4 separate regions of the Homo sapiens genome follow, and regions 1, 2 and 4 are each linked to region 3. A link is an interaction called in ENCODE POLR2A ChIA-PET data of the cell type or tissue named here. Cell type or tissue: A673. All regions are shown on one strand. Region 1 has its middle 23 kb from the start of MYEOV. Region 2 has its middle 50 kb from the start of SMIM38. Region 3 has its middle 18 kb from the start of CCND1. Region 4 has its middle 25 kb from the start of SMIM38.

Region 1 (8,000 bases), 310 kb after region 3:
GCACCCAGCTTTCCAGGAGGATGCCTGGGTCGTCCTGGGGGTGTTTAGAGTGTACCCCATCAAAGCCTCCTGCATAGGGAGGCAGTGGCACATCACAGCTAGAGGCCTCTCTGGGGTACAGACCACCCTCCTAGGCTGCCACAGAATGGGGAAGTGTCAGGTTTCCACTAGGAAAGAATGACTCAAGTTGGGAAAACTACTGGGTACAGGGAAACCATAGGGGCAGGCAGTGCACCACAGTCCATGCCCCAGGGCTGCGGCCACCCTGAGGCTGAAGGTTTAAGGGAAGGCATAAGCCATGCCAGAACCTGGAAAGGAGGGAATGTTGGAGAGGGGCCTGCCTTGGGAGAAGCTTAAGACCTTCAGTCTAGGGACACAGCCTGCCCAAAGTGACCCCAAAGCTTTCGATGCTGTGACATGAATATTCTGACTTCACCCTCCCCTCTCCCTTTCACCTACAGCTGGGGCACTCCCAAAAGGAAGCCAGAGGGCATGGGAGCTGAGGAATGAGTCCATCGGGCTTAGCCCCTGAAGCAGAGAGCAGAGCAGAGGGCAGGCCTGGAGGGGCAAAAGAAGGCATTTCCGGCACAGGGGTTCTTGCCCTGGACACCCACAGAACTCCTGGGGTGCAGGGACTCTTGGGGCCTCCTCAGCTTGGGCTGAAACGCTCCCCGGGTTCCTCTCTTCTTGTCTCTTGGCTCCTGCCCTGCCCTGGGGGTGGTCAGCGTTACCTCTGGGATTGACAGAGGGTCCGTCCACACCTCTCACTCTCTCCCTGCCTCACTCATGGCCTGTGTCTCCCTACCACTCTCCTGAGTCCCACTTCTCTTTCTTTTCCTCAGCTACTGTCTCCATCCCCTGAAGGATCCCGCATTGTGGTTTATCCAGACCCAACTTATGTGGGTGTTAGAGTGAGAGACCCAACAGTTACCTAAGACTTTTGGGGAGGCAGGCTGGGGGCACCCTGTGCAGTCTGCAGGGGAAGGATGCAGCCCTGGGGAGGAAGGACACCCGCTGCCCTGGCATCTGCACACAGGGCACTGGGTAATGATTCCCCCGGGTGAATGTCTGGCTCAGGAATGTGGACTTTCCCAGGGGTGGGAAGTTGGTGGCGAGAAGGAGAAACGCCCTTGGTTTGGGGACTCCTGCAACGCGCCCTGAGGCCGGAGGTTGAAAAGCATAGAAAGTTGAGGTCTCTGCTGGAGTTACCCACCAAAGGAGGGTACCACTGGATGGGGTGATAGGTGGCCAAAGTGGGGGAGACAGGAGGCAGCGGCCAGGGGGAGCATGAAATCCTTCCAATCTCAGGTCTTCCAGCAGGTCTGGGGGTCCTCAGGGGGTTGCAGGTGGCCCTGGAAGTATCTCTGGGGACCAACGTGCACATGGCCCCATCTACACGCACCCCTTCATCCTGGGCTGTGCTCACTGCCTTCTTGCAAGGAGCAGAACTCACCACCACTGTCCCTGTGGGTGCCAGCAGAACGCCCAGAGTCGTTGCCAGTGGTCAGCCTGTAGAGCACCCCTTCCCTCTGCAGAGCTTGCATCCATGTTGGGAAGTCCCCAGGCTCCACGTCCAGCATCGTGGTGCACAAACACCTCCGCCTTCCTGCCCCTCTGTAGCCTTTGACATTGACTCCCTCGTCAGACAGTAAGGGAGCGTGTCCTCCAGGCTCTGGGAAGTGCGGTGAACCCACCTCCCTTTCTGCTTTAGCGGAGCTCAGAGCCTGCTGAGGGAGGAAACACAGGCACTGTGCCTGCACATAGAGAAAGGCCTCACTCGGCCTTGAAGGCCACCCAGTGTGGGTGACAATGGACTACACTGGAAACCTTGCTAGACAGAATATCCAGGGACAGCAGTCACACTTGGAGCAAGGGCTCCCAGACAACAGGTGGTCTGATGGCATCTAGGAGTTGCAAATAGATCCATGTGGCAGGAATGTGGGGAAGTGACAATAAAAGGGGGACAGAGCTAGGTGGGGGTTGCAGATTTCAAGAATTTTGCCAGCCAAGACTACAACTTCAGGGCTTTATGTAAGGCACAGCCAACATCAGATCTGTAGGTTTAAAGGGGGCCTCTGGCTGCTGGGTGGGGAATGGACCAGAACAGAGCAAGACTGGAGGCTGGCGGCCAGCGAGGAGGCAGTTGGTTGGTCCTAGTGAAGACAGGCAGTGACCTGGACCTGGGCAAGGGGAGGAGAGAAGGAAAGTTTGACAGACTCAAGGGCTCCAGTGAAATGTCAAAGGAGCCAATTTTGCTGATGAATCGCCCATAGGGAGTGATAGAGAGGGCGGTGGCAAAGATTCTATTTTGGAGAAATGAGTGAATGAAGAATATGAGAGAGGAAGGTTTTGGGTAAAGATATGCATTGCTCATGTCTGGTCATGGCATAGTAACTTAAGCTATAAGCAATCAGAAGACTGGACAGAATACAGAAGGCCAACATTGTATCCCTGACAGAACAAGCTTTCAATCCCCAAAAGAAGAAGAAAAAAATATGAGATGAGCCCCATGATCTCCCTGGATCTGTGCTTGGGGACAAATTCACAATCAGGGTGCAGTGAGCTGGGATCCACATTGAATACAATGGCCCTCACACTGTGTTCAGAGCGGACAGAGACTAGAGTCTGGAATAGCTGAATGTGTTGGTCCATTGCTTTACTATAAAGGAATACCCGAGAGTGGGTAATTTATAAAGAAAAGAGGTTTAATTGGCTCACTGTTCTGCTGGGTGTACAGGAAGTGTAGTGCTGGCATGTGCTTCTGGTGAGGGCCTCAGGAAGCTTCCAGTCATGGTGGAAGGTGAAGTGGGAACAGGTATGTCACATGCAAGAGCAGAAGCAAGAGAGAGAAGGGGCAGGTGCCACACACTTTTAAACAAGATCTCACATGAACTCACTCATCACTAAGGGGATGGCACTAAGTCATTCATGAAGGATCCACCCCCATGATCCAAACACCTCCCACCAGGCCCCACCTCAAACACTGGGGATTACCTTTCAGCATGAGATTAGTAGGGTACAAACATTCAACCTGTATCACTGAAGCACCTAGAATCTTCAAGGCAGGGCCTTGGAGAAGAGGGAGCTGCATAGGGGAAGGAGGAAGAAGTCCAGCTGAGGGGCCCTGCCTGCTGGTGAGACCACCTCAGGCTTAATGAAGAATGACTCCTATAACGTTGAGAGTGAAACAGAGATTCCAGATGTCAAGCAGTGCTCGGGGACTTTGGAGTTCTTTCCTAACCAGAGTACAGAGAACTCATTAACACAGCAGGCATCTATCTGCAAGGCCAGAAAAGCCTCATCTTAGTAATAAGGTCCACATCCTTGAGTAAAGCCTGCTGTAGATCTTCTCTAACAAAGCCTTTAGAACTAAGCCTCAAAAAGATTTGCATATTGGAGCTGGATGCTCACCAAGTTGAGAGAAATTTGGGAAACACATTAGGCTTCCCACAGATCAGCCATAACAAATAATAAGACCAAGACTACACACACTCAAGTAATCCACCAGTAATTGAAATGCCTCCTGGAATAAAAATCAACCCTTTTCAGAGCAGGATATCAGAATCCAGAGTTTCTGCAACTTATCACCCACAAGGTCCAAAATATAATCCAACAATTATCAAACACACAAAGAAACAGGAAAACATGACTCATAGGCAAAAGGAAAACCAAAAACCATCCGTAGAAACCAATCCTGACATAGCCCGAATAACAGATTTGGCAGAAAAATCATTCAAAGCAGCAATAATAAATATGTCCAAAAAAGTTAGAGAAAAATATGCTTGACAAATTAATGGAAAATATGATTGTCATAAGGGAGCAGATAAGGACTCTAAGCAGAGAAACAAAAACTACAATCAAAAGAACCAAATGGAAATTCTAGAACTGAAAATAACAACTGAAATGAAAAAGTCACTGAATGAGATAATGAATTCCTTAGTTTGAAACACACCATGATGTCTGTAGGGTATCCAAACAGAGACATTAACACATACACTGGGAGACATGACTCTGAAATTCAGGAGGGAGGCCAGGCTGGGAGAGAGGTCTGCAAGTCATCAGTACAGAGGTAAGGATGGAGGAACTCATGCAGGAAGCCTGTGGACACTGGTGTGATCCTTACTTCAGCCTATGCCCCACTGGGGAGGTAAAACCAACCAACCAACCAAACAAACAAACAAACAAACACTGATCCCTAGACAGGCTATGTGACTGCAAACACCCTTTCAATCCCGTCCCTCAGAGGGCTCCATCCCCCAAGCATAGCCTTGTCAACCTTGCCCCTCAGGATCCCCACCTATTAATTACAAGCTCCTCATGGAGCATAGAGGTGCCTTAGGGGATGTTCTCTGCCAATTAGAGCCACGGGTTGGGAAAGCTACTATGAATTGGGCTACTTCCACCTCCTCCCACTCTTGCAAAATGTGCTCTATAATCTTGCTCGATTCTAAACCCAGTGAGGCCTTCGCAATGCCCCATGCCCCTAGGCTCCGGAACCTCAGCAGAGGAGTGTAGGGGGTGGGTGGCAGCTGTCAGGAGCTGGTCTTGGCAACCCAGTTCCCAGGGCCTGTTGGAACTAGGAACAGGAGCAGGGCTGCTGAGATGGGGTGATAAACTCCCCATCAGAGGAGAGGTAATTGTTAACAGCAGAGTCTTTATCTGAGCTCTCACCTGTACAGGCACTGTGCTGAGCTTGTTACATCTATCATCATAACATCCCGAGGAGGTGGAAAGTTCCATTTTCCAGGTGACAACACAGAGACCTAAAGAAGTCAAGTGACTAACATAAGGATGAGAGAGAAAGTGGTAGGACCAGGATTCAAACATAGGTCTCTCTGACTCCAGAGTCCGTGTGCTTCACCTCTAGGCTCTGAGACTGGATGTGTGTCCAGCTGTTCTTCAAGCCAATTTCTTCCAGAGTCCCTGAAAATGGCTGGAAATGGCTCATTGTCATGGTGGAAGAGCCTGCTGATGGAGGAAATAAACCACTACCACAGCCACCATCATCAGAAACAACAACTCTATCACCATAGCAATTGGTGGTAGGATCATTTGAACCTGGGAGGTCAAGGCTCCAGTGAGTCTCAGCAGAGGAGTAGGGGGTGGGTGGCAGCTAGGGTTAGGGTTACGGTTAGGGTTAGGCCAGTCCAGTTGCTGAGGTGAAACGGCTGGGAAGCATCCTTCTCCCCAACAGCCAAATCATAAATCAACTCTGTTGTCTGTGCCTTCAAACATGTCCTGAACCTGCCCCATCTCCCCAGCTGCACTACCTCCCTCTCTAGCCTGGTCCATGGTGATGCCCTCTCACTGCCTTCCTGCTTTCCCCTCACGTGCCTTTCTGTATAGCCCCATGGAGTAGCCACAGTGATCCTTTACAGAACTCAGACCATTCCTCCTCCTGTTTAACACCCTCCTGTGCCTTCCAACCTACACAGAACAAAATCCATGCCTCTGGCCATGGCCTACAAAGTCCAGTGTGATCTGCCCTGTCCTGTTTCTCTATTGCTATTTCAGGCCACAGCTCCCTCTCTTATTCCACTCCAAGTACTCAAATCTTTTTACATTATTGAACAAGTCCAACTTTGCTCCTGCCTCAGGACCAGTGCACTTACTGTTCTCATGTCTTCCCCAGATCTTCATACAGCTGACTCTTGCCATTCAGTCCTCAGTTCCAATCTTATCCTCTCATCAACTCTCCCTGATGCCCCTAACTAAAGTGCCCCCCAGTAAGCTTCAGGCAGTCATCACCTTTAAAACATTTTGTTTGGGCTTTATTTGCATATTTCCTAGCTTCTCAACTAGATGCCAAGCTCCATGAGGTCATGGATTGTATCTTGTTCCCTGTGGTATCCCCAGCACCTCATACAATATCTGGCAAAAAGAGACACTCAGAAGCACTGATCAGGTAAATTAATTTGGGTTGATCTATACAGTCTCAAAGTTCCTGCTTCTATGGTTTAATCAGAATCTAAAGATTCTAGTTGTATTGTTTAACTTTCCACTTATTCATCTAATCATCTGTCCATCATCCACACATCCAACTGTCCATCCATCACCCATCCACCCACCTATTCAGTTATCCATCATCCATTTATCCAACCATTATCCATCCATCCATCCATATATCCATCCATGTACTTATCCTTCCATGCATCCTTCTAACCATACACATACACCTACATACCCATCCATCCAATGATTCTTAGCCCCCACTCTGTGCTTGGTGCTGAAGACCCAAGTTTAACCAGGACATGAAATCTATGCTAGAGAAACTCCCAGCCTTGTCCTCCTCTTCCCTCTGTTCCTTATACTGTGAGCTGCTCCAGGTAGGAACTGCATTAACCTTGTAGGCAGATGCAGGCAAAGTCCTAGGAGGCTGCTCCTGTTTGTAGATAGGTCTACACCTTCTTGGGACTTAGATTTAGACCTTCACCTCTTTCTTCTGTGCCCTGGTCACTGTTGGCTGTCCCCTGGGGCAGAGTCAACAAATTTATCCAGCTCTGAGGCTCCAGATATAAGGGATTTGAGGAGAAGACTCTGCCCCATCCTGAAGAGTCAGCTGAAGCATTTCAAAATTCAGAATGAAGTTCTGAGGGCCTGATGTGTGGTGTGATCTTTGTGCCACAAGACAAGAGGAAGGAGCAAGATAATGCCTGGGGTAGGCAAGAAGTCTTCCTGGAGGAGTTAGGGTTAGAGGTGGACCTAAAGGAAGGGGGCCTTGGGGAGGAGGAGTAAGGGTGAGAAGTATGATGCAAAGGCAGGGATGAGTGTAGTATGAATGTGGGCTGCTAGTGGGGAAGCACAATACTAGTACCCAATGAACTCCTACTCATCCTTCAACACCCAGTCCAAATGACCCCACTTGAGAAGGCTTTCCTAAACTGCCCACTCTCATCCTCCTATTCTCTTCAGACAGAGAGAATAATGATGGAAATGGTGATGCTAAAAATAATCATAACAGTTACTTAGCACCTTCCATGCCAGGCACAGTAACAAATACCTTGTGTCTATCATCTCATCTAACACTATAGCAGTTCACCATTGCACTACCTTATCCCCACTTTTCAGATGAGAAATTGAGGCTTAGGGTGAGTGGGTGGGTTTACATCTTCTTAGTTATAGAAGTTTCCTGACCTATCAGGGGGATTTATTTGTCTTCTGTCTCCCCTGCCTCCACTGCTCATATATACACACTGGAAGTGTCTATATATGCCCAACAGGGCAGGGACAATTTGATTATTTTCTGGGTCTTTGGAGGCCAGTAGAAGATGTGCCCTAGTGCAAGTCTTGTATGAATGTTGGATGGATGGAAGGATGGATGGTTGAGTGGATGAATGGATGGATGGATGGATGGATGAATTAGTGGATGGATGGGTGAATGGATGAATGGATGGATGGATGGATGGATGGATGGATGGATGGATAGATGTACTAGTAGATGGATGGGTACAAGGAGGGGTGGATGGATGAGTGGATGAGTCCGAAGGGTGGGTGGATGGATGGATGGATGGATGGATGGGTGGATGGATGGACCAATGGGTGGATGGGTGGGTGGATGGATGGGCGAATGAGTGGATGGATGGATGGGTGGATGGATGGATGGGTGGATGGATGGATGGATGGATGGATATGTGTGTGTGTGTGAATGAGTGGTTAGATGGATGGGGGGGATGGATGGATGAATGGATGGATGGATGGATGGATGAATGGATGCGTGGATGGACGAATGGATGGATGAATGGATGGATGGATGGATGGATGGATGGATGGATGGATGGATGAATGGATGGATGGATGGATGGATGGATGGATGGATGGATGGATGGGTGGATGGGTGGATGGATGGATGGATGGATGGATGTGTGGGTGGATGAGTGGGTGAATGGGTGGATGGGTGGGTAGGTGGCATATAGAAGCCCTACCATCTCTCTGAAGTTGTTGGTTTTGTGGTGCCTCAGTGTGGCCCATATGAAGACAGCTTCTTGACTGTACCAGAGCTG
Region 2 (8,000 bases), 420 kb after region 3:
CAGGCCCGCAGAAGGGGGCTCCTTATGGGAAGCCCACCTGGATGCCAGCCATTCAGGGGTGGAGGCTCTTGGGTGCACGCCCAGGAGCCCACGGGTGTGGAGCAGGCCCCGGGTGTCTCGTCAATCCTGTTTCAAGCCATTGGCCTTTCCCATGGAAGATGTTGAGGAAGACAATAAAGACAGCGACCCAGGGCAGAGGTGGGAGGCGGCAGTCAGGAGTGGAGTGGAGAAGGGTCTTGGGTGGGGTGGGGAGCATGGAGGGAAGTGGTTGTCCCTTGGGGTAACAAGCACCCACCTCTGCCAAGCCTGAGAACATGGTCGGCATTTAGTAATTGCTTGGTGATTAAGATTACCCCCTGCCCCGAAAAAGAGGCACATCCACTATGTACGTGATGGGTGTGACTAAGGAAGGTACTTGCTCTCTGATACCTCCTACGGCAGAGGACGATGGGGAGGGCCTGGGCCCAGGTCAGGGGGTGGACACCAGATCCAAAGGCCGGCCCCCAGCACCAGCTGCAGACCTGTATACAGAAGGCACTCAATACTTGCTTGTCAAGTGAACGCGTAAGCTAGGTGCACCTGCCCTTCTTCCCCACAAGGGGATGGCAGTTTATTCACCACTGAGTCCCGAACCCTGTGCCTCACGCAGAGCCTGCACACGGCGGGTGCCCAGGAAGCCCCTCTTGCCCTGTGTCTATGGATCTTATGACTCCAGGCACCAAGACCGGGGGTTGTACCTTCTTTAGGGGCACACGTCCCCCACTGCCCAGAGCCTGAGGCAGAGGCGTGTCCCAGCAGGAGACAGTCGCATTCATTCAACCAGCAGCTCCTGAGGGACAGACAGTCCCCACACCTGATCCACCTGTCTTCCCAGAGTCTGCATACAGGGGTTCCCTGGGAGACCCTGACTGCTGAGTCCTGTTGGAGGGAACAGCCTCCAGTCAGAGCCCCTGACCATGCTGCGGGGTCTGCAGGGACCCCACAGAGTCTCCTTGGGTGGCATGAGAGGGAGAAGACCCCTCCCATAGCAGCGGCTTGCCAGGGGGTCTCTGACACCATCAGCCAAGACACCTGTCTGTGGAGGAGCATGATTATTGTTGGAGAGCATGGAGGGAGCTCAGTCACCAAACAGATGAACAGATAAACGAAATGTGGTCTCTTCACACATTGGAATAGTATTGAGCCTTAAGAAGGAAGGAAGCTCAGACACACACTACAACACAGATGAAGCTAGACGACATTTGCTGGGTGAGATAAGCCAGACATGAAGACACACATGCCGTACAATTCCGCTCACATGAGGTGCCCAGAGAAGTCAAATCCACAGACACAGAAAGAAGAACAGAGGTTACCAGGGGCTGGGAGGAGTTGCTGTTTAATGGGTACCCAGGTTTTGCTGAGGACTCTGGAAATGTTTGGGTATAGGGAGCAGCAGTGGCTATACCTCATCATGAATGGATGAAATGCCACAGAGTTGTACACTCACAACTGGCTAGAATGATAAATATTATGTTATATTTTACCACAATTTAAAAAATAATAGTGGCTGGTCATGATGGCCCACACAGGTAATCTTAGCACTTTGGGAGGCCAAGGCAGGCAGATCACCAGAGGTCAGGAGTTCAAGACCAGCCTGGTCAACATGGTGAAACCCCGTCTCTATTAAAAACACAAAAAATTAGCTGGGTGTGGTGGCTGGCGCCTGTAGTCCCAGCTACTCTGGAGGCTGAGGCAGCAGAATCTCTTGAACCCCGGAGGCGGAGGCTGCAGTGAGCCGAGACTGCGCCACTGCACTCCAGCCTGGGCAGCAGAGTGAAACTCAGTCTCAAAAAATAAATAAATAATAAAACTAGTAAGGCAGGTGTGGCCTCAAACCAGGCTTCACTAGGTAGGAGCTGTGGGGCTGTGGGCAAGTCACTCAACCTCTCTGTTTCCTGCATGTAGCATGAACATCACAGCAGCGCCTCCCTCCGGGGCACCTGTGGGAGTCACCTGCACAGGCGTGTGCCAAAAATCACACATGCCATCCGTCGGATGACAGTGGCGGGCCCTCACTGGAGCCAGAAAGACTGGGTGAGCCTAGATTTGGACTCCCAGGCTCACAGTTCAGTCCTGACGTCACCTCTCAGCTTGTGCCTCTGTGCCTGGGGCTGCAGTTTTCTTATCTGTCCAAGGGCAGGCTTAGCACCTGTCCCATCACCTCACAGGGATGGCAGGAGGTGCCGGGCAGGCTGGTTTCATAAGAAGTTCCAAGACCAGGGACAGCACCTGCCTTATGGGCACACGTGCCCCACTGCCCAGAGAGCCAAAAGCAGAGACGCCTCCCAGCAGGTTGTGTCCACGTTCATATTTGTCTGACCAGCAGCTCCTGACGGACAGGCAGGCCCCACACTTGATTCACCTGTTTTTCCCGCCCCCATTGTAGAGTGAGTGCATGAGCAAACACCTCTTTTAGCTCAATACATTCTGTCCCCAAACTCGGAAATGCTGTGCCATTCAGATGGAAGCACAGTGCTTCAGAAGAGCAGATTCCTTCTCTCAACCAGGAAGGTGGGCCGTGAAAGGGCACAGAAGGAAATGTTTTGTGTGGCTCCCGAACCCCATAACAGGCCAAGAGAAGAAACAGGGAGAAAGAGACAGACAGAGGGAGACAGGGTGATAAAAGGAAAAGGAGGAGAAAGGAAAGAAAGAAGAAGAAAAAAGGAGAGGCCGGGCATGGTGACTCACACCTGTAATCTCAACACTTTGGGAGGCCGAGGTGTGTGGATCACTTGAGGCCAGGAGTTTGTTACCGGCCTGGGCAAAATGGCAAAACTCCATCTCTACTAAAACTACAAAAAAATTAGCTGGGCGTGACGATGGGCGCCTGTGGTCCCAGCTACTCAGGAGGCTGTGGCAAGAGAATCGCTGGAACCCAGGAGGCAGAGGTTGCAGTGAACAGAGATTGCACCCCTGCACTCCAGCCTGGACCACAGAGCGAGACCCTGTCTCAAAAAAAGGAAGGAAGGGAGGGAGGGAGGGAGGGAGGGAGGGAGGAAGGAAGGAAGGAAGGAAGGAAGGAAGGAAGGAAGGAAGGAAGGAAGGAAGGAAGGAAGGAAGGCAGGCAGGCAGGCAGGCAGGCAGGCAGGCAGGCAGAAAGACGGAAAGAAAGGAGGAGAAAGAGAGGGAGTTAGAGAAATCAGAATGAGCTAAAGACCCACCCATCAACATGTGTTTCCCTGTGTTATTAAAACACTTTGTCTTTACAACTCAGAAAATTAAAAAAACTCTGCCAGACCCAGGCTCTCCACATCAGTATTCATGACATCTGTCTTCTCCTATAAAACTCTCTGAATGAAGCCTCCCCTAGTAGAAAACGACTCTCTCCTCTCTGCCCGCTCTTTCTTTCCCCTTCAAAACAGATTGCGAGACAGATGATTGCATTGTTTTGTCCGATTTCCATCTGAAAACTCCCCTCCGTGTTGGCCACTGGGCGCCCCTATTAAGGCCCGGGCACTGAGGGGCCACGTGGGGTGGCCGAGCCTCTGTCGCCCGCTCCCTGGGGCCTTTCCATCGGAAGAGGAAAAAGGACCCAGCAGACAAAGGTGCGGGACATAAATTAAGCCCGAGCTTTTTAAGTTCAAACTGAATTTTCTTTATTTTTTCACAGCTGTCAGAGGAATCGGGTAGAACTCCAGTAACGCATGTTTAATGTATTAAAAAGTGGGGGGGAAGCAAACCGTCCACTCCGAATGTTCCGTCCGCCGACTTGCATTGGGAACATTATTTCGGGCCAGTGAACTCCGAGCAAGTCAAGTGTAGAGACATGGACAGGGGCCAGGGACCCCCCACCAGAGGCTGTCATATCTACTGAAAGCCCACTTGTCATAGCTGGACGGGGGCAGGAGGGGGACAAACGTCTCAAAGTGCTGGAGACTGCCGCCAAGTCGGCTGGCTTCACCGAGGCTGGCTGGCTGGAGCTGGACAGCCCACGAGGCCTTATGGACCACCATACCATCCCAGCCAAGCTGCGGCTGGCCACCTCACTCCAGGCCCTTCCTTGGGCCCATGGGGAGGGAGGGCTCTCTGGAACCCAGGCCTGGTGACGCAGCCAAGAGAGCGAGCTTTATACATAAGCGCCAAAGGTCGCTATGGTTAGGTCAAAAGACATGATGGGTAAACTGAGGCAGGGAGTCCAAGGGCTTCCACCCAGCCGGGGTCCTTCTCCCTGCGCAGCGTGGCCCAGAAGGAGCAGGAGAGGACGCGAGGCAGATTGGAGTCCCGGCCATGGCTGAGCAGACATGTGACCCTGAGCAAGTTGCCAGGTGACCAAGCTCGCCTGTGCCTCATGTTTGAGCTTTGAGTGAGGAGCCCACACTGCTGGCCGTGTGAGCTGTCATCGGCCCTGCTACTGTCATGACCACCACGAGGCCTCAGGAAAAGAGGAAAAGAGGACGGTGTGCCTTCCTCCCTTGGCAGCCGGGACACACCCCACCCACCAGTCCTCACCAAGTGCACGGCCCACAGGGCTCCAAATTCAGCCTTTTCCCAGGCCAGTGACGAAACCCCGGGGGCGGGGGGAGAAAAACAGCGTCCCTTCAATAGCACGTGTTCACCACCCCTTCCTCAACACCACATCCCCCGATGAATCACTGTCTGGGAGAGGGGTTCGCTCCAGCCAAGGTCAAGGCAGGTTTCCCAACCAGACTGGCTGAGTGAGTGCCCCGCAACATGGCCAGGTCTGATTCTTGCGCCGACAAAAGCTGACCCTCAGCGAACACGAACAGCTTCTCCAGCACTGACTTACTCAAGAAAGGTCATCTCCTCACCCCCTTTCCAGATACAGAAGCTGGGGCTTGAAGAAACTCCGTGGCTGACCCAGGAGCCAGGGTTTAGCTCTGAGGGTATTTCCTCTGCGTGTCTCACCCACCGTAAGCGGGCCGGAACCATCTGCCCTGGACGCCTGTGCCATCGGAAGCCACTCCTTCTGCTGGTCATTCACTAAGTCCCTCCAAGGCCCTGCTGCTCTCCCTCCACCCTCCAGTAAGCAGCCCAGGTCAAACAGAGCAGGGTGGAGATGGAGGTCCCCCCTGCCACCCGAGCCCGCCAAGGCCATGAGGACTCTGCCACACCTTCCCACCTTGCATCTCCAGGCAGGATGGTATCTGGGGCCTCCGCCGTGCACACCCAGCCCCGCTCCCAGGCACCCCACAGCAGTCAGACTTGGACCCGTTGAAATCTACTCATGCCAGTCAGATTAAACAGTGTCCCCCCAACGGGGCCCCATGACACAACCGTCAAGGCCTGTTCACTCAGGGAGGAGATGACCTCTGCTCCTGCCTGCACAGACCCAGAGGAACAGAGCTCCTCCACCCAGCCCCGGGCAGCCATGAGTCCGGGCCTCCCTGAGAGGTGCTGGGTGGGCCCCACCCCCCAGCACCATCCTCCCACCTGAGATCCCTTTGGACCCACGCGCCTAGGACTCAGACCAAGGGCAACGTTTCTAAAAGAACCCTGGACACTGCTGTGCCCTGGCCTCAGGTGCAACCTCGAGCACATCCTGGCTCCTTCTGGGCCTCAGTTTTACTGACTGTAAAACGGAACAAACATCTCCGGTGCCCCCCACCCCATAGGGTCACAGTGATTCTAAATGAGCAAAGTAGAGGTCCCTAGAAAATCATCAGTCATGACCTGGCTGCTGTCCTGAACACTCACCCGGGAGCCCAGAGAGAAAAGGCCAGGGTGCCCTGGGCTGAGTATTCCCGCTCCATGTCCTGAGGGCAGCAGAGCCCCAGCTTCCCAGGGACCCCAAAAACACCCTTCTTTCTGGGCCTCTGTGTCAGCATCTGTGCATTGAGGGGTCATTTCTAAGGTTCTTCCAGTTTTAACCCTTTTCTTGTTTAGGGGGAAAAAAAAGTGCGGCTCGAAGCCAGCACTCATTTAATTTTACATAAACACACTTCTTGAGGCTGAAGCAAATCTGACTGCTTTTCAATGAGAAAATAAAACATAAAAACTGTTCTTGGAGTCATTTCTAAACAGAACTAACATCAGACTCGCGTGAATCATCAGAATCGTCTATTTTGGAAAAAACGGATTCGTCAAATCAATCTTTGGCCAACAAACATCCGAGAACAACCACGCGTAGGAATTCTGTGTTTTCTAGGATGTGACATTTTCAGCGATCGAGAATGACTCTATTTTGTAAATGGAAATGCCGCTACTAGAAACAGAATGCTATGAGTAGGATATGACGTCTTTTGTTTCCAAAGTCAATATACTAGAGCGATGCAAAAATAATAATAAAATCGAGCTATTTCGTGGCGGAGTTATCTCGGGGTAAACACTGCAGTCGCAAGCCCCTGGTGAGTACTCTCAGGACAAATGGGAAAAGGCTTAAACTCTGTTTTCCTCTGACTCAAAACCCACAGGGTCCCCAAAGTGGCCACTTGCTGCTGCTGAGGGTCGCAGCTGGTTCCACCTCAACCTCTTTGACGCGAATGCACCCCGGGGCAGCTCACACCCCTGTGGTCGTCCTCCGAATGCCAGGCAGTCTCAGTGAGGAGCTTAGGCCAGCAGCTCGCAACGGGCAGGCAGCATCTCAAAGAAAACGCCCACAGTGCATGGGTGCCTGCCACGCTCAGAGGCCCCTGATGGAGCTGCCACAGGGACTGGGCAGTGTTCACAGAGCCTGGACCTAGTTCAGCTTAGAGACCAGGAGCTGGGGGGAAAACACCAACCCCCGGGGCACCGACAGCCTGAAACCATCAGGAGCAAAAGCCACACACAGCGGGGAGAAGAACTACCTGGACCCACCAGAGCCCCTCTTGGGAGGTTGAACTCAAGACGGCAGGAGCAAGAGCCGCCAGGGAAGGCGCCCCGACGGAGGGCGGGTCACCGGCTCTGTTACCGTCCACACTGCCATGTCCAGGGTGGTCAGCGCCGGCCCAGCCTGGTGTTGCACATCAGGAGAGAGAAAGGCTGGGTGCAATGACAGGTCTGCCTGAGGGTGAGAGGGGGCCCCCTGCTCAGTGAAATGCCAGCCAGAGGGGGTGAGAGGGAACCCTCGGTTTGGTGAAATGCCAGCCAGAGGGGGTGAGAGGGAGTCCTCCATTCGGTGAAATGACAGCACTGTCTGAATATGGCCTGCTTGATGGGCAGGGCACTGTGGGAAACTGTCCGTGGCTTTCTGCCAATCCCCCCACTTTACAGATGAGGACAGCGCAGCTCATGGAGGGGAGGTTGGCTGAAATCTCAGAGCCAGTAGAGCTAGGGACTGTGAGAGTCAAGTCCCCGCCACTCACCCTGCCCTGCACAAGCTCCTGCAGTACAAGGAGGACCAGGGACACCAGAGGCAGGCAGAGAGACGATTATCATAGGCTTGAGCACAGAGTCACCCCAGCACAGGGAACCAGGGCAAGGCAGGGCATAGTTCCAGTTGAGGAGCCACTTGGACCACCTGCCAGGCCCCTAGGTGGTCCTCCTCCCCAGACTGGCTCAGCTGTGAGGCTGCCTTAGGTGTCTGAGAAGCCAACCTTGAACTCCGCAGCTCCATGTATGGCTCCGCAATGAAGCAGGTGACAGCAAGCACCCAACCTTGGTGAGCCTCAGACCTCCCCCCAGGTAACCCCTGGCTCCCTCAGGGCTGCGGGCACCTTCTCTACAGCTAGGGACTTCTCCAGGCCTCTCTCACCTGCCTCACGCTGGCTCAACCTGCAGCCTGGCTTTGGACATCATTCTCCCGGGAAGCATTCCCTGGCCCCTGAGAGCAGGACATGGGCCTCCTCTGGACTCCCCTACCACCTTCCCTGCCACCTAGAGGAGCCACTTCTGCCCTCCATGTTCCCTTCCCCTTTGCAGGACAAGGGCAGAGACTGTGTCTGCTTCTCCCCTAGGGCCTAGAACAGTCTCAAAGACCCAGCCGACCAAGGCACATTCCCAGATCCCAGAGCCAGCAGGCTGAGGAAGGACACAGCCTGCAGATGAGTGGACAGTAGAAAAGGCCCAAGTTGTGAGGTCTT
Region 3 (8,000 bases):
ATTATAGGCACCTGCCACCGCACCCAGCTGATTTTTGTGTTTTTAGTAGAGATAGGGTTTCACCAGGTTGGCCAGGCTGGTCTCGAACTCCTGACCTCAGGTGATCCACCTGCCTTGGCCTCCCAAAGTGCTGGGATTACAGGCATGAGCCACCGCACCCGGCTATCTTCTAGTTCTAAATGCACCCTGCTATTGAGTTTCATATTTGCTAGATATCAGTGTTTGATATTATCCATGCCCTAGACCAGGGGTGTCCCATTCTTTGGCTTCCCTGGGCCTCTTTGGAAGAAGAATTGTCTTGGGTCACATATAAAATGCACTAACATTAACATAGCTGATAAGCTAAAAAAATCCCCCCAAAATCTCATAGTGTTTGAAGAAAGTTTACGAATTTGTGTTGGGTCACATTCAAAGCCATCCTGGGCCGCATGAGGCCTGTGGGCCGTGGGTTGGACAGGCTTGCCCTAGACTATAAATGTTTTGAGGCAGGAGGGAAACCACGTGTGTCCTGGGGTACTGTCCACTGTAGGAGCTTTGCACAGATGTGTTGGACCAAGGAATGAAGGAATGAATGGACAGAAGTGTTTAAAAACATGTTTTGGGCTTGAAGAGTGATGGCCATTCCAGGTAGGGTGATGGCCCCAAGAAACCTTCCTGAGTACCAGGGTCATTTGAATGTTACCAGGAACACATGGGTTCTTTTTGGCTAATGACTGCTTTTGTGCATTTTTCTGGATTCCTAAATCACCGAGATCAGAAGGCTACTGAGAAGACAAACTCTGTGTGTGTGTGTCTGTGTGTGTGCACGTGTGTGTGTGTGTGAGAGAGAGAGAGAGAGAAATGTGGAAAATCAGGAGGGGTGGGGTGGAAGCAGGATAGCGTGAGGGAGGGAGGGATGGAGTAGTGGGGTGGGGTAGGGGAGGGATAAATAATATCCACAGCCGAGGCTTCCTACCCCCTCTCTGCTCCTGCAGGGTACACCTGGGCTCGCATTCAGCACAGTGTCTTTGCGAGCGTATGCTACACGTTGGTGTCCGTGGAGTCTTTGAGGCTCTGATTTTATACGATATTTCTTTGGTTCAACTCCTCCCAACCCGTTGTGACCAATATGGGCTGAATTCCTGCTGCCCCTCCATTTGGCTGGGAGGAGACTGGAAACTTTGAAACAGAAATGCGTCCTAGGAAATTGAAGGCAACCAAACCAACAGAATGTAAGAATGAATAAGACATGAAGGAGTTTATACAGCGCAAATTCCTTGTCCTAACTTTAAGATCGAAGCAGGGGTCAGTTAGCTGAGCTGATACCATTGATGGGAAACCAAGCTCCAGCTTCTTCCTCTTTCTAAAGGTTAGCAAAGATACACAAACATCCAGCACTAAATATACTTTCCGGTTTGACTTCGGGCATGTGATTCTTGATAGCATCTCTGGGCTAGATGATAATGGAGTTCGGTGGGTTTTCCCAATTAAACAGGGACCATTGAGCAGTGGCCGCCAAGGAAATGGGTCTCTAGTGACAAGCCACAGGGCTCTCTGTTACTGTTCAACTCTCTGCTCAGTGACTTAAGTAAGAAGTCTACAAAGCCTGCTTATCTAACTGTCAAACAAGAGAGAACTTACACTCAAAGGACTGTTACTAAATGCAGATGAATTGGATAAACTTTCCTCGGCTGGCAAAAATCCAGGTTGTTTCAGAGATTTTACTTATACCAATAACATCTTAATACAAAATGCCTTTCTCGGCTGGGCATGGTGGCTCACGCCTATAATCCCGGCACTTTGGGAGACCAAGGTGGGTGGATCACGAGGTCAGGAGATGGAGACCATCCTGGCCAACATGATGAAACCCCGTCTCTACTAAAATACAAAAAATAAAAATAAATTAGCCTGGCGTAGTGGTGCACGCCTGTAATCCCAGCTACTCGGGAGGCTGAGGCAGGGGAATCGCTTGAACCCGGGTGGCAGAGGTTGCAGTGAGCTGAGATCATGCCACTGCACTCCAGCCTGGCGACAGAGCGAGACTCAGTCTCAAAAACAAACAAACAAAACCCCAAATACTTTTCTTATTCTCAGTCTGATTGCCAGCAGCCTAATGCTCTGTGAGCTGTTAATAAAGTTACCATGACAAAGATTCTGGGGTCAAATTAATTGAGTAAATGGTACATAGTTTTGGAGATCCACAATGCACATTAGCAGGTAAAAGGCACTGACAAGTCCTGAAATATAGAAATATCTGTGTTTGCAATCACAATACTCTTTCTATATAATATCTATCAACATCCTTTGGAAGTATTCCAGAAATATTACTTGGAAGATGCTGCCCAGAACATATTTTCCAAAGTGATACAAAAAGGTATAAATAGTTTGTCTTTTTTTTTCCTCAAGAGCCAAGAAGGGCTGTCAGAATATTCTCGAGAAACAAAACCAAATTATAGCAGGCACCTCAAACAATGTGGAAACCTGTTTCCCTTTAGTCCTCACAACACAGGTTTTGCTTCCTTCAGCTGGTTCGCAGGTGTCTAACGATTTTCGTATTGTTTTGAGTTGTATTTTCTTGAATTGCTAGTGACGCTCTGCATTTTTTTCATGGGATGCTTTGTTGTCCAAATTTTTCCTGGTGTATAAATTGCATTTTTTTCTTCTCTGATCACTCATTAACTTGAAACTGGATCTTGAGCTTGCATATTTCACAGCAATACTTCATATATCTGGACAGTTACCTTTTTACTTACATTTATTACACATTTTCCAATGCTGTTGTTCTAATTGTGTTTTATTGTGCCTATGATTCTGTAAGGAGTTCACAACTTTTCTTTTCTTTTTTTTTTTTTTGAGACAGAGTCTTGCTCTGTCACCCCAGGCTGGAGTGCAGTGGCCCGGTCTCGGCTCACTGCAACCTCCGCCTCCTGGTTTCAAGCGATTCTCCTGCTTCAGCCTCCAGAGTAGCTTGGATTACGGGTACCTGCCACCATGCCCAGCTAATTTTTGTATTTTTAGTAGAGATGGGGGTTTCACCATGTTGGGCAGACTGGTGTTGAACTCCTGACCTTAAGTTATCGGCCTGCCTCAGCCTCCCAAAATGCAGGGATTATAGATGTGAGCCACTGCGCCCGGCCCTAGGAGTTCACAACTTTTTAAAGATGCTCAACAGACCCCCATCTTGTCTCTAATAAGATGTTTCCGTTTCTTTAGTCAGAGTTTGTTTCCTTTACACAGATGGGCAAAAAATGTGATTTTATTTTCTTCTAGCTTGTTAAAATAAATAAAAAAAATAAAAAGAATGTTTTCTCATCACACAAATAATACATGTTTATTATAGAAAAAATAAAAATAATTAAAAATAAGGGGTCCAGGTGTGGTGGTTCACGCCTGTAATCCCAGCACTTTGGGAGGCTGAGGCGGGCAGATCACCTGAAGTCAGGAGTTTGAGACCAGCCTGGCCAACATAGTGAAACCCCAACTCTACTAAAATTACAAAAAATAGCTGGGCTTGGTGGCCGGCACCTGTAGTCCCAGTTACTCAGGAGGCTGAGGCAGGGAATTGCTGGAGCCCAGAAGGCAGAGGTTGCAGTGAGCCAAGATCATGTCATTGCATTCCAGCCTGGGTGACAAGAGCGAGACTCTGTCTCAAAAATGAATAAATGAATAAATAAATAAATAAATAAATAAATAAATAAATAAATAAATGGAAAAAAGCACCTGAAATCTCGCTACTCAGACAGTATCGGTAATATTTTTTGTAGATCTTTTCAGACTTCTCTCAATGTTTAAATATAACAAATTAAATTTTTTCCCCAGGATGAGTAAATTCTGGATCTCTCTTGTACCACATGGTGACTAGAGTTAGTAATAATGTATCACATACTTGACAATTGCTAAGAGAGATCTTAAATGTTCTCACCGCAAAAGACAAAATGGTTAACTCTGTGAGGGGATGGATATGTTAATTAGCTTCATGTCAATGATACCTCAATAAAGCTAGAACAATTTTAAGTAAAAATGTAAAATAATATAGTGGGCCGGGCGCTGTGGCTCACATCTGTGATCCCAGCGCTTTGGGAGGCTGAGGTGGGAGGATCACTTGAGCCCAGGAGTTTGAGACCAGCCCGGGCAACATGGTGAGACCTTGTCTCTACAAAAAGTCAAAAAATTAGCCAGGCATAGTGGTGCGTGCCTGTGGTCCCAGTCACTCGGGAGGCTGAGAGTAGGAGGATCACTTGAGCGTTGGAGGTGAGCCATGATCATGCCACTGCACTCCTGCCTGGGCGACAGAGTGGGACCTTGTCTCAAAACCTAAATAAGTAAATGAGTAAATAAAAAGAGGAATTTGGGGATTTCTCAATCAATTCATTACATTCCTAAAAGTAACAGTGAAAAATCATTTGGCCTTTACTAAATGGTGTGTAGGAAAAACAGCTCTCTGGAAAGAAAAGCCCTGATTGGTGCATTTGTTGACTGCTTGATGGAAATACCCACACTGTGGCCACTTTCCTTCCTTCCTTCCTTCCTTCCTTCCTTCCTTCCTTCCTTCCTTCCTTCCTTCCTTCCGTCCTTCCTTCCTTCCTTCCTCCCTCCCTCCCTCCCTCCCTCCCTCCTTCCTTCCTTCCTTCCCTTTCTTTTTTATGGAGTCTCGCTCTGCTGCCAGGCTGGAGTGCAGTGGCGCAATCTGGGCTCACTGCAACCTCCACCTTCCGGGTTCAAGGGATTCTCCTGCCTCAGTCTCCCAAGTAGCTGGGACTACAGGCACACGCCACCACGCCCAGCTAATTTTTGTACCTTAGTAGAGACAGAGTTTCACCATGTTGGCCAGGATGGTCTCCATCTCTTGACCTCGTGATCTGCCCGCCTCGGCCTCCCAAAGTGCTGGGATTACAGGCGTGAGCCACTGTGCCTGGCCACTGTGGCCACTTTCAAGCTATACATGACTTAACAAATGGCTGGCAAATTTTCTGAATATTTAAGAGTTGTCTCTTGCCAGCTGGCAGGGATAAATTTTTCATCTTTATTATGCTGCTTCTTCCTAACAGGAGCGGGAAAAATTCTGTTTTTTATTTATCTTCCTTTATTTCTCCTATTAGGGTCTCACAATGCCCTTTGGGTAAGCATCTTATGTCGCCAATTAAATGGATATACAATTATTTGATTTTTAAATTGCTCTTGAATTCTCTTTTATTTTACATGCATTTTCTAGTTGCATTATATTCATGTAAGATGCACTTGATTAAATGTCTTCTTATGTATCTTCTGGAAGTAATTTACTGGTACTTTTGGTTGCTTTCCTAGGTTTATAATCATGGCTAAAAGACAATTCACATTTTAATGTCTTCTATTCTTATATTTACATGTTATTTCTTTTTCTTATTGATAGCTTTTGCCAGTGTTTCTAGTTTTAATTTAGTTTTATATTAAAATAGGAGTGGTAACCAGACAAGCGAGAGCATGTCCAGATTTTTAGTGCTAATGACTTTCTATTCCTTAAGCAATAATTGGCCTTTTTTTTTTTTTTTAAAGAGCTAGGGTTTTGCTATGCTGCCCAGGCTGGACTGCAGTAGCTGTCTACATGCATGATCATAGCTCACTGTGCAGCCTTGAATTCCTAAGCTTAGTTCATCTCCCTGCCTCAGCCTTCTGAGTAGCTGGGACTACAGGCACACACCACTGTGCCTGGTGGCTTTTGGTTTTAAATCCATAATCTTGGCCAGGTGCAGTGGCTCATGCCTGTAATCTCAGCATTTTAGCAGGCTGAGGAGGGAGGATTGCTTAAGCCCAGGAGTTTAAGAACAGCTTGGGCAACATGGCAAAAACCTGTCTCTACACAAAATGCAAACACTTAGCCGACTGTGGTAGAGTGCACCTGTAGTCCCAGCTACTCATGAGACTTGAGGTGGGAAGATTGCCTGAGCCTGGGGAGGTAGAGGCTGCAGTGAGCCAAGATTGTGCCACTGCACTCCAGCCTGAGTGACAGAGCAAGACCCTGTCTCAAAAAATAAAAAATAAAATTCCATAATCTTTATCATATTTAGAATAAAACCTGTCCCACAAATTTGTAGTGACTTTTTTTCAAATGCCTCCTTGATATTTATTGAGATAATTAAATGGACCTTGCTATTTCTCATGCTAATATGATAAATCATGTAAATCATTTTCCTGCTTGAATGCCACCGATATAGTCTTGGGATAAACTCTTCTTGGTTGCTATAGACCCTTTTTTTTTTTTTTTTAACTGGCAAGAGTCTCTGCTTGTATTTGGAATTTTAAGATAAACCTTTTATTCTGAAATAATTTTTATTTTTTTGAGACAGAATCTCGCTTGTCGCCCAGGGCCCAGGCTAGGGTGCAATGGTGTGATCTCGGCTCACTGCAACCTCCACCTCCCAGGTTCAAGAGAGTATCCTGCCTCAGCCTCCCAACTAACTGGGATTACAGGCATGTGCCACTGCACCCAGCTAATTTTTGTATTTTTAGTAGAGACGAGGTTTCACCATGTTGGTCAGGCTGGTCTTGAACTCCTGACCTCAGGTGATCTGCCCGCCTCGGCCTCTGAAAGTGCTGGGATTACAGGTGTGAGCCGCCATGCCCAGCCAATTCTGGAATAATTTTTGATAGTACAGAGTTCCCATATACCTCTCACCTGGTTTCTCCTATTGTTAACATCTCACATAACCACAGTACATTTGCCAAAGCTAAGAAACCAACACTGATATATTACTGTTTGATATAGTTTAGCTCTGTGCCCCCACCCAACTCTCACCTTGAATTGTAATAATCTCCACATGTCAAGGGTGGGGCCAGGTGGAGATAATTGGATCATAGAGGTGGTTTCCACCATGCTGTTCTCATGAGAGCGAGTGACTTCTTGTGAGATCTGATGGTTTTATCAGGGATTTCTTCTTCCACTCAGCACTCATTCTCTCTCCTGCTGCCCTGTGAAGAGGTTTCTTTTGCCATGATTGTAAGTTTCCTTAGGCCTCCCCAGCCATGCAGAACTGTGAGTCAATTAAACCTCTTTTCTTTATAAATGACCCACTCTTTGGTATTTCTTCATAGCAGTGTGAGAATGGACTAATGCACTGTTCATTAAACCCCAGACTTCTCTGGATTTGGCTAGTTTTCTTATTTGTGTTAGGATAGCCAAGGTCCATGTTCATGACTAATCTTTAAAGCTTCGCTGTTCTTAGTTTGATTCAAAACTCTAATCGTGTCATACTCCCATTGTGTCCCCCATTTTATATATATTTCTAATAGTTGATTTAGTGGAAGGATTATTTGTTCCTTGAAGGATACTAATTTTTCATGGTTTGAACTAAGTTGATAAACATGTGTAGAAGGTTAATATACTGTGATAATATTCTGTGTTCTTTGCTGTTCTAGAAGAATCCAAAGAAAACGAGAGCTATTTTTTTTTTTTTCTGTTTCCTACTTCTCCTTCCAGAGGGCAAGTGATACCTTGAGATAAGAGAGATAAGAGGACCAAGCTGCTCTGGCCCCAGGGAAGGGTTAAGACACTTTTCTTGGCTGGGCGTGGTGGCTCACACCTATAATCCCAGCACTTTGGGAGGCTGATGTGGGCGGATCATGAGGTCAAGAGATTGAGACCATCTTGGCCAACATGGTGAAACCCCGTCTCTACTAAAAATACAAAAATTAGCCGGACGTGGTGGTGCTCACCTGTAGTCCCAGCTACTTGGGAGGCTGAGGCAGGAGAATCTCTTGAACTTGGGAGGCGGAGGTTGCAGTGAGCCGAGATCATGCCACTGTACTCCAGCCTGGTGACAAAGCGAGACTGTGTCTCAAACAAACAAACAAACAAACAAAACAGACACTCCACTTTTAGAAAAGGGTTGAAATTTCTCAAGGGTTAGAGGAAGCTCTAGGGTTTGCAACAGGGCCTGGGAAGGAGTGGCCTAACTAAATGTGGCCAGACCTGGCAGACAAGATGGAGGCTCTATTTAAAAGAGGGGACATTCCAAGAGTGGGAAAGACCCTTGCGGTGTTCCTCC
Region 4 (8,000 bases), 490 kb after region 3:
ACAGAGAGGAGGAGGAGAACTCCTGGGTCACAGGCAAGCAGCAGCTGCCCGGGGCTGGAAAGGACAGCAGTGGTGGCTCATCCAGCAACTGCATTTTCTAAGCAGTGGGCAGGATCCAGCCTTGGGGTCCCCTAGACAAGGTCACTGATATGGTTTGGCTCTGTATTCCCATCCAAATCTCATGTTGAATTATAATTCCCAGTGCTGAAAGAAAGGCCTGGTGAGGCCAGGCGTGGTGGCTCACACCTGTAACCCCAGCACTTTGGGAGGCTGAGGTGGGCAGATCAGGAGGTCAGAAGATCGAGGCCATCCTGGCTAACACAGCAAAACCCCATCCCTACTAAAAGTACAAAAAATTAGCCAGGTGTGGTGGCACGTGCCTGTAGTCACAGCTACTCAAGAGGCTAAGGCAGGAGAATCACTTGAACCCAGGAGGCGGAGGTTGCAGTGAGCCAAGATTGCACCACTGCACTCCAGCCTGGGCAACAGAGCGAAACTCTGTCTCAAAAAAAAAAAAAAAAAAAAAAAAAGAAAGAAAAAGAAAAAGAAAGGCCTGGTGGGAGGTGACTGGGTCATGGGGGTGGATTTCCTCCTTGCTTTTCTGGTCATAGTGAGTGAGTTCTCACTATGAGTGAGATCCAGTTGTTTAAAAGTGTGTGGCTCTTCCCTCTGTTTTCTCTTCCCCTTTCTCCAGCCATGTAAGACATGTCTGCTTCCCCTTCGCCTTCTGCCATGATTGTAAGTTTCCTGAGGCCTCCCCAGCCATGCTTCCTGTACAGCCTGTGGAATGGTGAGCAAGTTAAACCTCTTTTCTTTATAAATTACCCAATCTCAGGTATTTCCTTATAGCAATGTGCAAATGAACTAATACAGTCACCCTGCAGTTCTGAGGACAAACAGTTGGGCAAAGGCTGACACCAGCACCAAAACCCGCAGGGTGGCCCAACAGCTTCACATCTGTTGTTCACAGGTGGCAAAGAAGACTTGGCCAAGCCAGCTGCCCAGGTGGACAAAGGCAACTGTGACAGGGAAAGCCTGGCCAGCTGCTGGTGGCCACAGGACGTGGGCACTGCAGGGCACTGTAGACAAAAGTGAATTCACACCAAAGGGTCACAGACCTAAATGTAAAACCTACAACTACAAGCCTGGAAGAAAACAGAGCAGAAGTTCTGCAACTTTGAGACAGGCATGAATTCTTAGGTAGGACTCAAAAAGCACAAAGTATAAAAGAACAAAATCATAAATTAGACCTCATCAAAACAGAAATTTCTCCTCAAAAGACACTGCTAATAAAATGAAAAGACAAGCCACAGGCTACGAGACAATATTTCCAAATTGTGTACATTATAAATATCTCTCATCTAGAACATAGAAGAACTCTTACAACTCAGTCATAAGAAAAACAACGCCTATTTTTTAAATACACAAAATTTGAACTGACACTTCACCAAAGATGAAAACAGACAGCAAATAAGCAACTGGATGGCAAACTGAAAAGATGTTCAACAACATTAGAGAGTCAGGAAAGGCAAATTAAAACCACCATACACTTACTAAAGTGGCTAAAATTTAAAACTGACAATACCAAGTGTTGACAAAGATGTGGAGCAACTGGAACTCTCATACCTTGCTGTTGGGAACGTAACACGATGCAGCCATGTCAGGAAAGAGTTTGGCAGTTTCTTATACAGTTAAATGTACACTTAACATACAATCCAGTGATAATCCCACTTCTGGCATGTGCCCAGAAGAAAACATATGTGCACCCAAAGACCCGGATACAAATGTTTGCAGCAGCTTTATTCATAGCAGCCACAAGTGGAAACAACTCAAATGTCCATTAACTGGTATGTGGGAAAGCAAGCTGTGGCATATTCATACAACCCAGCCTTCGTGCAATGGTCACACAATATTCAACAGTAAAAAGGAACTATCTACAGATACACACAACAACATGGGTGAATCTCAAATGCATATGGCAAGTGATAGAGTCACAGGCAGAGAGCTGCACAATGCACACTTCCATTTCTATGACATGCTGGAAAACCACAGGAATAAAAACCAGGTCATTGGTTTCTAGGGGCTGGGGTGGGGGCAGGCGTTGACGGCCAAGGGGCAGCATTGAGGGACTTCTGGGAGACAGCGCTGTACTATGCCTGGACTACAGTGGTCGTTGCACGATTGTGTCTTTGTCAGAAGTCACCAAACTGTAAAAAGAGCCACTTTTGCTGTGTGCTAATTATGGCTCAATAACACTCCACCCAAAAAAAAAAAAAATCACTTCACTCTCCTCATCATTGAAAGTAATGACATTGAAGGAAGAGGAGCAACACTCTTTACGTGGCAGAAATGGTGCTGAACAACCAAGGAGCTGCATTCCCTGTGGTCAGGTACCCAGGGGGCCCTGGGTTCTCTCCATTTTACAGATGAGTAAACGGAGGTCTGGAGGTGCCAGGTCACCCAGTGCCACCCAGGGAGGCTGGAATGGAGTTGGGACTTCCACCCAGGCCTGACTGCAGCATCACCCCCCAAACCACTAAGGCTGTCCTGAGAGAGACCTTGGGGATCAGCAAGCCAGCCTCCTCCTCCCGTTTTCCGGAGGAAAGCATGAGGCTTCAGGGGGCCCGACCCATCCAGGCTCACGAAGAGAGGGACAGAATCAGAATCTGGAGGGAGCCAGGTCTCATTTGTCAGCAAACGCCTTCCTACGACAACCTTGGGAATAGAAAAGACCCCAAGACATGACAGGAACGAGATCCGAGGCCACGTGCAACACAGGTGCACCAGGGTAAGCCCCGCCCCTACCCTCAGGGAGCTTCCAGCCCCATCTGGCACAAGGTCACCTCCCAGACCCTGGGCAAGTGGCAGCCCAGACACACCCAGGAGTACAAACACCTCTCCACAGTCCCCTCCTGGGACACTGGGCCCCTGAGGATGATGGAAGCTGCGGGTTCCCCATGGGGGCTCTGGGGTTACAGCAGGGAGGGAGGGGGACCCATGACATGCCTTAGGCCTGTCCAGGAGGGATTCCAGCCCCAGGGAGAAGGCAAAGACAGGAACGCCGTTTCCAAGCCGGAGAAGCAGTGAGAGTCCACACCGCGTTTCCCGGTCTGCAGGGAAAGGCAACAGCTGGTGGGTGGGTCAGAAACCAGACCTTTCTGGGCTGGCTTCAGGACCTCTACACCCCACCTCGGTTCTGACCAACAGTTATGGGAGTCAGAAAATGCAAGTGCTCAGCTCTTTAGCCCAGGAATTCCCAGCCAGCAGGCAAAGCCCTCGGGAACACACGTGCAAGATGCCCCACCTAGAGGCAGGAATGTGGCTGAGGCATTTGCACCATTAGGCAGGTCTGAATACCTGAGGAGGAGAGCTGCTCCCTCAGCGCTTCCCACCCTAGCTTCCCATCATGGCTGGGCCACCTACCAGCTTCTCTGTGCCTCAGTTTCCTCATCTGGGAATTGTGGATTGCAATCCTATCTACACCCCAGTCTCTAATGGAGATAGTGTATGCAAAGTACATCTACGTAGGCCTGACACACAGCTAGTAGCCGTGTGGCAGCCAGCCCAGGGTTGTTCTTGGGAACATGGGACAGCCCACTGCCTGGAAATTTGGTGGCTCTAGGATTGGCCAGACATCTTCTGTGGAAAACCAGGCGGCCCATGCTAAGACACGGTGGCCCATCGAGATATCGCAGTCTGGGAACCTTTCCGGGCCACCCCTGGGCAGCTCGGACAGTGCCAGGGACCTTGGCCAGCTCATGCCTAGAGGCTCCCCTGCCAGGCTGCCTGCACCCTCCTCGAGCAAGGCCTGGCCTAGATGCACAGACACCCAGAGGGAAGGGGCTCCGGGACAGCAGAGGTTGGGGACAGCCTTCTGAGCCTCTGTTTAGGACCAGCACGATGCTAAGAGGACCTCCAGGACAAGAGCCGGCAGGGACCACAAGCCAACAGGCCTCTGACATCACCAGGCCTCCAAAGTCAGGAATAGATAAAATACATCGAAACACGGTCACAGGGGAACACAATGCTGGGGAGGACACCCTCTGAAGGAAGGAGGGCTCGGCTCTTTTGAAACATGGATGGAAAACTCCAGAAGACAGATATCCTTATTTATGAGGTGCCCCGATCCCTGAGCAGGCAGTAGAACCGGCCAGCCCTCGAGGCCCCCCACTGAGCTTCTGCAAGCTGCATTTCCTGGGCTTCTGCAAGCTGCATTTCCTGGGCTTCTGCAAGCTGCATTTCCTGGGCTTCTGCAAGCTGCATTTCCTGAGCTTCTGCAAGCTGCATTTCCTGGGCTTCTGCAAGCTGCATTTCCTGGGATCGGATAGCACTTCCTCCCCGACTCCCTGGGAGCATCCTCTACAGTGGGGAGCCTGAGTTAACAGAGGCGGCCGCTGAGGCTTATGGAAGTCATGTTCCCTCTCAAGGCCACACAGCCAGACATGGCAGAGCCAGGACTGGAACGTAAGATTCTGATTCCAGTGCTCCATCTCTTTCCCTGGCCCGCCTCCCTGCACATGCAGATTCCACCTACCTAGCAAACCCCCACACCCACTCTCATCACGCCATCAAGGCCCCCACCCAGGAATGGCAAGGTTCATCACCTTGAAGGAACACTTAGATTCCTTCTTCCATTTAAAAAAATTATTTTATTATTATTATTATTATTATTGAGACAGGGTCTTACTCTGTCATCCAGGCTGGAGTGCAGCAGCACAATCTCAGCTCACTGCGGCCTTGAACCTCCCAGGGTTCAAGCAATTCTCCCATCTCAGCCTCCCTAGTAGCCAGGACCACAGGCATACACCACCACACCTGGCTAATTTTTGTATTTTTTGTAGAGAGATGGTCTCACTATGCTGCCCAGGCTGGTCTCAAACTCCTGGCCACATGTGATCCACCTGCCTAGCCCTCCCAAAGTGCTGAGACTGCAGGTATAAGCCACTGCACCCTGCAAAGAATTCTATTGATCTAACTATGCCGGAGTAGAGACAGATCAATATTATACATTGTATTATTTCCTGGGCCCGCCATAACCAATTACCACAGGTGGCTCAGAATTGTGGGAATTATTCTCTCACAGCTCTGGAGGCAGAAATCCAAACTCAAGGTGTCGGCTGGGCTGGGTCCGCTGAAGGCTCTCAGGGAGGGTCCTTCCTTGCCCCTGCCAGCTTCTGCTGGTTCCTGGCGTTCCCTGGCTTATGGCCGCATCCCCCCAACCTCTGCTTCCATCGGCACATGGTCTTCCCGGCCTGTGTCTCTGGATCTCTTCTTCTTATGAGGATACCAGCCATGGGGTCAGGGCCCACCCTGCTCCAGAACTACCCCCTCTTCACTTGACTACATCTGCAAAGACCCTATCTCCAAAGAAGGTCATATTCTGAGGCTCCAAGTGGATGTGAATTTTGTGGGGATTTTTTTTTTAGTTAACACATAATAACGTACATATTCATAGGGCACATGTGATATTTCAATACATGTATATGATCCCATTTCAACAAGTAACGATCACAGCAGGTGACTGGTATGTCCATCGCCGCAAACATGTATCTCTTCTTTACGTTGGGAACATTCTGATTCTTCTCTTCTAGCTATTTTGAAATATATAATAAATTATTAACTGTAGTCCCCCTACTGTGCCATAGAACACTAGAGCTCATTCCTTCTGCCCAACTGTAATTTTGTACCCATTTACCAATCTCTCCCTATTCCCCTCTCCCCGTCACCCTTCCCATTCCCTGGTCCCCAGGCTCATCCACTTTTCCTCAAATGACAGAATTGCATTCTTTTTTATGGCCGTATAGTATTCCATTATGTATTTGCACTTCATTTTCTTTATGCATTCATCCATTGATGGGCACATAGGTTGATTCCATCTCTTAGCTATTGTGACTACCACTACAGTGAGAATGTGGGTGCAGATGTCTCTTTCACATGCTGATCTCCTAGTCTTTGTATACATACCCACTAGCAGAATTGCTGGGTCATATGGTAGTTCTGCTTTTAATTTTTGGAGGAATTTCCATACTGTTGTCCATAATGGCTGCACTATTCTAAATTCCCACTAAGAGTGTATAAGAGTTACTTTTCCCTGTATCCTCACCAGCATTTGTTGTTTGGTTGTTTTTGTCTTTTTGATAATTTTATTTCTATTTTAAGTGGGATGAGATATCTCACTGTGGTTTTGTTTTCTGTTTTTTGTTTTTGTTTTTGTTTTTGTGATGAAGTCTCGCTCTGTCACCCAGGCTGGAGTGCACTGCCACGATCTCCACTCACTGCAACCTCCACCTCCTGGGTTCAAGCAATCCTTCCACCTCAGCTGGAATTACAGGCATGCATGACAATGCCCAGCTATTTTGTGTATTTTTAGTAGAGACAGGTTTCACCATGTTGGCCAGGCTGGTCTCAAACTCCTGACCTCAAGTGATCCACTCGCCTCGGCCTCCCAAAGTACTGGGATTACAGGTGTAAGCCACCACGCCCAGCCCTCATTGTGGTTTTAATTTACATTTCTCTGATGATCAGTGATGTTGAGCATTTTTTTCATATACTTGTTGGCCCTTTGTATGTCTTCTTTTGAGAAATGTCTATTTAGAATACTTGCCCATTTTTAAATCTTATTTGGATTTTTTGCTGTTGAGTTGTTCAAGTTCTTTATATGCTTTTGTTGCCAGGGCTTTTGAAATCTCAGCCATAAAATCTTTGCCCAGACCAATAGCCTGAAGTGTTTCCCCTATGCTTTCTTCTAGTAGTTTCATAATAAGTCTTTAATCCATTTTGAGCTTTTTGTGTGTATCGTGTAAGGTATGGGTCCAACTTCATTCTTTTGCATGTGAATATCCAGTTTTTCCAGCACCATTTATTAGAAACTGTCCTTTCCCCAACACATGTTCTTGGTGCCTTTGTTGAAAATCAAGTGGCTATTAATGCATGGATTTGCATCTGGACCCTCTATTGTGGTCCATGTGTCTATGTGTCTGTTTTTAGCCAGTACCATGCTGTTTTGGTTACTATAGCTTTGTAGTATATTTTGAAGTCAGGTAGTGTGATGCCTCCAGTTTTGTTCTTTTAGCACCAGATTGCTTTGGCTATTGGGGTGTTTTGTGGTTCCATATGACTTTCAGGATTGTTTTTTTTCTATTTCTGTGAAGAATGTCATTGCTATTTTGATAGGGATTGCACTGAATCTGTAGATCACTTTAGGTCATATGTGGGGACATTATTAACCATCATTTCTTCAACCTAAAAGTTCATTTCTTTCTTTTGATTTTAAAAGACATTAAAACATCACTGTGGGTCCCTGCAAGTATCATGGGCCCAGGCGCAGTGTGTCCTGGAGGTGCCACCCCATCTCCATCCACCCCAGCACCTGGCACATTCTCCCGGCACACAGTAGGTGCGCACCAGGCTGCCTTCCTGCAGGGGTCCCAGCAGCTAGAGAGAGGTCAGCTCGCCTGTGCTTTCTGCTCCCCCTCCCCAGTTATCACCTGTGCCTCCTCCTGGGTGCTGGGTGGATAATGTTCTTTGCTGTAATCTGCTCCTTCCGAGGGTGCCTTCCCACTGGCCGCCCTGCACAAACAGCCCCACTCTGGCTGCCACCCGCCCGGCTCCAGACTCCTGATATGAATGCAAAGGTTAGATATTCTTGACACCGCTTTAATTTTTCAAATAGCAAGCCAGTTACCAAGCACGTTGGCACCTGGGCTCGGTTCCCCCACGACTTGGCAGGGCCCACGCAAGCTGCTGGCAGTGATGGATGCATGCCCCTCGGCACACCCCCCCCCCACCCACCCACCCGGCCGCAGCCACGCCAGCCCCAGGACCTCACGCAGCCAGTCCCCGGCAGCTGTAAGGCCCGAGTGCCAAGACACAGAGTGGGCTTTTCCAAGCGCCGGGATCCGGCTGGGCGGGCTTCCCAGCACGGCCTCTGGGAAATGTGTGCAAGGCCTCCGTCAATCTGTAGGGACTAAGCTGCTAGGAGGGCCTGGGGCTGAGCGATT

What was found. Peaks named below come from ENCODE experiments on the same cell type or tissue, not always from the same donor. Only the 100,000 strongest peaks of a DNase experiment are listed, where the experiment ranks them.
Region 1: POLR2A ChIA-PET joins it to region 3 with 20 read pairs; 4 of 35 experiments call an interaction of 5 or more read pairs at or near these places.
Region 2: POLR2A ChIA-PET joins it to region 3 with 36 read pairs; 3 of 35 experiments call an interaction of 5 or more read pairs at or near these places.
Region 4: POLR2A ChIA-PET joins it to region 3 with 13 read pairs; 11 of 35 experiments call an interaction of 5 or more read pairs at or near these places.

What each region holds. Positions count from the first base shown.
Region 1 is chr11:69,313,597-69,321,596 of GRCh38, reverse strand. No RefSeq gene overlaps it. Among named protein-coding and RNA genes, the nearest start is that of MYEOV, 23 kb to the right of the region's middle. RefSeq lists an enhancer at 107-973. In A673, no CTCF peak of the experiment used is centred here; DNase peaks (open chromatin) are centred at 3,376, 3,946 and 4,412; H3K27ac peaks cover 6,645 bases.
Region 2 is chr11:69,201,682-69,209,681 of GRCh38, reverse strand. No RefSeq gene overlaps it. Among named protein-coding and RNA genes, the nearest start is that of SMIM38, 50 kb to the right of the region's middle. RefSeq lists enhancers at 227-726, 727-1,228, 1,610-2,110, 2,111-2,611. In A673, no CTCF peak of the experiment used is centred here; DNase peaks (open chromatin) are centred at 2,921 and 3,261; H3K27ac peaks cover 4,529 bases.
Region 3 is chr11:69,618,703-69,626,702 of GRCh38, reverse strand. No RefSeq gene overlaps it. Among named protein-coding and RNA genes, the nearest start is that of CCND1, 18 kb to the left of the region's middle. In A673, no CTCF peak of the experiment used is centred here; DNase peaks (open chromatin) are centred at 1,642, 4,402, 5,032 and 5,612; H3K27ac peaks cover 7,858 bases.
Region 4 is chr11:69,127,046-69,135,045 of GRCh38, reverse strand. No RefSeq gene overlaps it. Among named protein-coding and RNA genes, the nearest start is that of SMIM38, 25 kb to the left of the region's middle. In A673, a CTCF peak has its summit at 3,333; DNase peaks (open chromatin) are centred at 3,285, 3,565, 4,125 and 4,235; H3K27ac peaks cover 3,560 bases.